Linked DNA regions of Homo sapiens: region 1 is linked to region 2. The links are chromatin contacts, found by Hi-C or POLR2A ChIA-PET in ENCODE. All regions are on one chromosome and are shown on one strand. Each heading gives the region's core, a stretch centred on a gene start or an enhancer-like site at or near the end of the contact. The rest is flanking DNA. Distances are from core to core; before and after follow the strand shown. Region 1 overlaps SEMA3C (semaphorin 3C). Region 2 has its middle 83 kb from the start of CD36.

What was found. Hi-C counts contacts between places; a loop is a spot of excess contacts on that map. ChIA-PET counts read pairs that join two places held with the same protein, here RNA polymerase II (POLR2A). Pooled maps may share reads with other maps.
Region 1: a loop to region 2 is called in a map of prostate gland, with 2.2 times the contacts of the local background. The contact joins two enhancer-like sites. A Hi-C loop is called at or near these places in 1 of 168 maps with a recorded cell type or tissue (prostate gland) and 1 of 50 pooled maps. POLR2A ChIA-PET finds 5 or more read pairs at or near these places in 3 of 52 experiments (AG04449, AG04450 and BJ).

What each region holds. Positions count from the first base shown.
Region 1 is chr7:80,858,415-80,861,114 of GRCh38, reverse strand. All of the region lies in intron 2 of SEMA3C (semaphorin 3C), which reads left to right. Among named protein-coding and RNA genes, the nearest start is that of SEMA3C, 59 kb to the left of the region's middle. Within about 2 kb of position 1,339, at least 9 of the 41 ENCODE cell types and tissues checked have a DNase peak (open chromatin) inside an H3K27ac peak, as active enhancers do.
Region 2 is chr7:80,720,713-80,723,412 of GRCh38, reverse strand. No RefSeq gene overlaps it. Among named protein-coding and RNA genes, the nearest start is that of CD36, 83 kb to the right of the region's middle. RefSeq lists a silencer at 266-560. Within about 2 kb of position 1,397, at least 14 of the 41 ENCODE cell types and tissues checked have a DNase peak (open chromatin) inside an H3K27ac peak, as active enhancers do.

The sequences.
Region 1 (2,700 bases), core at 90-2,589, 140 kb before region 2:
GTGCTGTTGTGAGGGAACAGGATGGCAAAGGAATGTTCATATTGGTATGTTCTCATTTTCTCATGTTTGATCAACTGGATAAAGGCCTTTGTTAATTAAGTGAAAATCCATATTATTTCTTTCAATATGCCTTTGATTTAAAGTCACACATAAACTATGTCAACATTACTGGCACTCAATAAACAAACATGAGTTAAAGAAGAATTGTTGAAAGTATGCTTCGAAGGTAACTACAGAAGAAAAGCACTCACCAAGCAGTAGGTCTCCCCAAACAGAATTTTTCAAACCCCACACCTGTCTTTATGGTATCCTATGAAAAGGACCTCATGAGCAAACAGATGTTTGTGTGGGTGGCCTCGTCTTCGCTGTTCATGCCTTTTGATTGAATGCACTTATCCGTTCTGTTTCTGTCACTGCTAGAAGAGTAATGACCATGGGCCCTTGACCTTGGCAGTTTGGGATCTCAAACCTCAACTCTGAATTTTTACCCATTAAGCTTAGATCTTGCTCTCTGATTGAGATCACTTTAACTCTATCAAATGGAAACAGGATAATGTCTCTGTAATACTCAGCTTGGTGAGCAGAGCTCAGGCTATAGTTTTTACTATGTTAAGTCAGTTTTCTCTACCACATTGCCGCTGTGTTTTAAGGGGTGCAGTTGGATCTATTGTATGTCCAGAGCCACATGTTAATGGAAATATGATGGTGCTGCACTGTGAAAGGAGACATGATAGACATGGTAATGTGTCTTGAGGAAGAAATAAAAGTATCATCAAAATATTAAGGCAGAAATTCAAAAATAGTTGGCCATTAGGAGAAGGTTTATAATCTTTTATTAAAAATATTTTTATGATTATAAATTTATACCATTAAACCATGGTCATAGTTTACTTATAGTCATAGGTATAGTTTACTTTAATCATAAAAACTAACCAATAGTTCATTTATTCTTGGAAATAGTATTATTGCTGAATAAGTAGGATAAAAACACTAGTCTATACGTATTTGCTAAGCATACATATTACTAAAAGGATTATTTTAGAAGAACTAAGATATTTGAATAAAAGCTAAGTGGTCGTTCTATAGTCTTTTATATTTTATGCCTATTATTAATTAGAATATTGTTTCCCAAGTTTAAATGAGTTTATAGCACACAGATGAGACATTTTTGAAACCCGATTATTTTAAAAAAAAAAATAGTGTCTAGCAGACTTACAAAGGGACTCCTAAACCAAAACACATGTGAAAGGTGTTAGAGATTGCTAAATTTCAGTTCAGTTCAGAAACATTTTCTGTGCCAGCCAGCCAGCCAGCCACTGAGCTGTCATCACCAAATAAGGCCTCGTGGCTTGCCTCAGAGAGGAGCTTACCATGCAGTGGACTCAAAAGACAGCTAAATGGAGGCTGTCAGCAGACTGTGGCAACAGGAGGGTGCTAAGTTTGAAAATGTGTGCCGCCAAACTATTGTTAATATAGAATACACATACAGAAATCAGCTAAACTTTGCGTTTGACTTAAATCTTTTCTTTTTGTTTTCAACATATGGAATTCAGTTTATGCAGTTGTCTCGAAGTGATTAAGAGAACTAGTTGCTGTCCTGACTTAGAGAGGCTCTTCTGAGCATTTGTGAGCTTACTGGATCACCTGACACTTGGTAGAAATCTTTAGGATGAACTTGAAAATGATAGAGCAGAACAGGTATCCTCTCTAGGGAGCTCATCGGGTACTTTTTCAATACAACCACAAGCTGTAAGACAGGCATAACAAAACTTGATAATATACTTGTTCTAAACAGAAGGAAATGATTTCTACATCTAAAGGCATTAAGGAAAACAAAAAGTTATATAAATATGTATGTATGCATAAACATATAACTAGGATAAACCATTACAGTGGCTCATCTCTATAGGAAAAATAAATATGCTTCTTTGCACCTACACACACACAAACACACATACACACACACACCGTTCTTTTTTTTCTTGAGTTTTCACCACTTTATTTTTTTTTGGATTTATGGTCTAAGAACTAAGGTATGATGAATGCCTGTTTCACGAGGGAGTTTCAAAGGTTTCAAACGATAGGAAAAGATCAAGGAAAGAAAAGAAAAGCCTGAAAAGTTGAAAACTCTTGTAAAGTCTGAGTGTTATAATAAAGAGGACAAATGATGCACCTCTAACCGAGGGGCCCAAACTTTATCCTTTTTAAGATACCATTCTGTTCTACACATCTTGGGTTCAGTTATTCATATGGAGAATTACCTCGAATTCATACTTGCTCTATTTAAAGTGGGAACTAGTCTGGGCCAAAGTACATTTGCTGTAATTAAACACTCCAAGGTCACAAAGGAGGATGTGAAAAGCATGGCCTCTAATATGTATGCATTTTGAATGACTCAACCTGATATAACTCAAGCTTTTTGTTTCTGTTTATCTTAGGTATTTTAAAAATAGCCTTTTCATTTTGTGCACTCTCATTTGAGCATGTGTGATTTGTAAACACACAAAACTAATGCCTATTATTTATTTAATAATTTCCTCATCTTTAAAAATAGGAACTGGAATTCCTCCTCAAAATGTCTGTGGTTTTACAAATTTACAACCTAAAACTCTAATCTCAAACTATCTTAAGAGCAGTACTCTAGCTTATTGTAAATTATTCACAGTTTTTTTCAGTTTGGAATATATCTGGACATCTGTA
Region 2 (2,700 bases), core at 148-2,647:
CAAGTGAGAATTGACTCAAATATTTCCCCCATTATTTGTTATCATCACACACACCTATATACACATACTCATACTCTACAACTGGACTACAAATGTCAAAAAGAAATAAGCCCATTTAAATAAAAGTGAATTAACTTAATCTTCAATCTTATATATCCAGAATGTGTTATTGTAGCCACAAAACAATGACTGTTGGAGATACCATGTTAACATTACAGAAATGTATTGTAATCCTAATCATTAACCATCATGCAGTCTACAAATGAAGGAGATGAGAGTAACCCAGGGTAGTGAAAGATTTTATGAGAGCAGCAGAAAATATTCACAGTAAGACACAGATGGGGAAATGTGTCATGTGGAATGCAAGTTTGACTAACAGAAGCCCAGTGGTTGGGATGAGATGAAAGCGTAATGCAGAGCCCAGTGGGAAGAGGCACAGAGTACACTGGCACAAAGTGCAGTGGCTCATGCTGATGGAATGACTGAAAGACGCAGCAAAGGAGCAAAATGAGCTCCTTTAGCTGAGCCTTAAGCAATCACCACCTCTGACTAATATCAGCCCAGGATGGTGAAAGGTCATTCAGCAGCAAATTGGATGACATGGTTTATTCTATATAACTAAGAAGTATTTGGAGTGAACTGTTAGAGATTAAGTCCTAGTATGGCAGGTTAAATTAGAGATAATTTACTTTGCTCTCACTCTGTTTTCTCTCCTCCTCCCAGGCCATAGTACTCCCCTGCCCCTTGAGATTTTTGCATAGCTTGATTAAAAATTAAATTGCTTCGACAAAATTGCCTCTGGGCTTTAGTTTTCTAGTGCCTGAATTCTTTCAGGGGACCATGCTGGGGAATCGGAAGAGAGCAATAACTGGGAGGAAGAATGAGGGAGGAGATTTTTAGAGGCTAGGAAAGGAAGAAAGTCTTCTGGTCCTAGAGCAGCGGGGAATCTCTCTGGCTTCCCAGTGAGTAGCAGAGACTAAGAAGGTGACAATGATGGGGCTTTCAGACAGTCAAAGACCCTGGCTGTACTAGACATGTGATTGACAGAAGAGGCTCATTTCAAGAATCCTCCTGGCTTAGAAAACAAGGTCATCCACAGTGATCCTGACTGGAGTAGCACCCAGATTCCTGTGCAGTTGCAATAACAGTGATGACTGCCAGGCTGGTATTCTGAAAATTGTCCCTGTTAAATTATTTTAAAACATTTTTGTATTGCAAACTACATACAATTTTGTTGTGATGCCAGGTTACTTTGACATTTGGAAATCTCACCCTTATGCCTTGAATTCAAAGCATATGAATCTCTTACTCCATTTTTTTCTTCCTTGACTCCAATCCACCCACAGCCTGCAGTCGTAGGCAGATCTGTGCTTCTATGAGTCATACTGTACTGTCACATTGAGTAACTTGCAGTATAAGGAAAGAAAGAAAAGTTCTCTAATTTAGACATTAGATTTACCAAATCAACAGGATTTCAACATGACAGAAACTGTTTTTGGTACTTTTGCATCTGACTGTGCATGAACCAAGAAAGAAGAAAACAAACTGGAAAGTGTACTTTGAAACAAAATACAACTCTTGCCAATAAAAATTTGTTATCCTTGTTTAAAAAAAATTGTCTACCCAAAGTTATCAAAGGAGAATTGGGATTATTTGAAGAATAAAAAGGTAGAAGGAAATAGTTGGAGTTAAAATACCTCAGCATTCTTCCTTCAACTGGTATAGAGGCATAAATTGCTTTTAATTAGCATATTAAAAATTGCGTACAAATATTATGACTCAAAGGCACACTAGTCCGGGGTTATATATATAGCTTTTCTTGAGATATAATTTATATGCCATTCAATTCACCCATGTAGATGTACATAAATTGTGCAACTACCACCATAATCTAGTATATTTTTATCACCTCAAAAAGAAATCCTGTACTGTGTAGCAGTCAGTTTTAATCCTCTTCCCCTTCTTCCACTCTAGGCAGCCACTAGCTTATGTTCTATCTCTATGGGTTTTCTCATTCTAGACATTTCAGATATATGGAATTACACAATATATAGTCACCTGTGACTAGTTTCTTTCACTTAGCATGATGTTTTCAATGTTCATATATGTAGCACATAGGAGTATTTCATTTTTTTGATTGCCTAATTTTCTATTGTATGGATGTATCACCTTAAGTTTATCCACTTATCAGTTTATGGATATTTGAGTTGTTTCTACTTTTTAGTTTTATGGATAATTTGTGTACATATATGAGGTTGAACTTTACAATGATCAAATAGTATTTTATTTTCATTATTTATGATTCATTAAAGGTCCATGTCATATTAACCTTATGTTAATTAACTTTATTTTCTAAAATTTGTATCCAAAGGTATGTTTACAATTTACACTTCTTTGAATTACATATTTAATATTTTCTATTATAAATATTTTATAAGGAGTACACTAAAATTTTGTAAGTTATAAATGTATGGCATAGATATATTTTTATTATATGACTTCTGTCAAAATCGGTAAATATTTTACGTAATACTACTACTCCTAGTCCTCACTTTCTTGCTTCAATGAATTGTCTAGATGAAACCATCCTCAGTGATTGCTGAGTCTGAAAGTTTTCACTTCCCATCTCTTTGATATTATACTCCCTAAATTTGGAAGGAGAAAATTGGACTCCTTGCATACTAGGCTTTCAGGAATGAT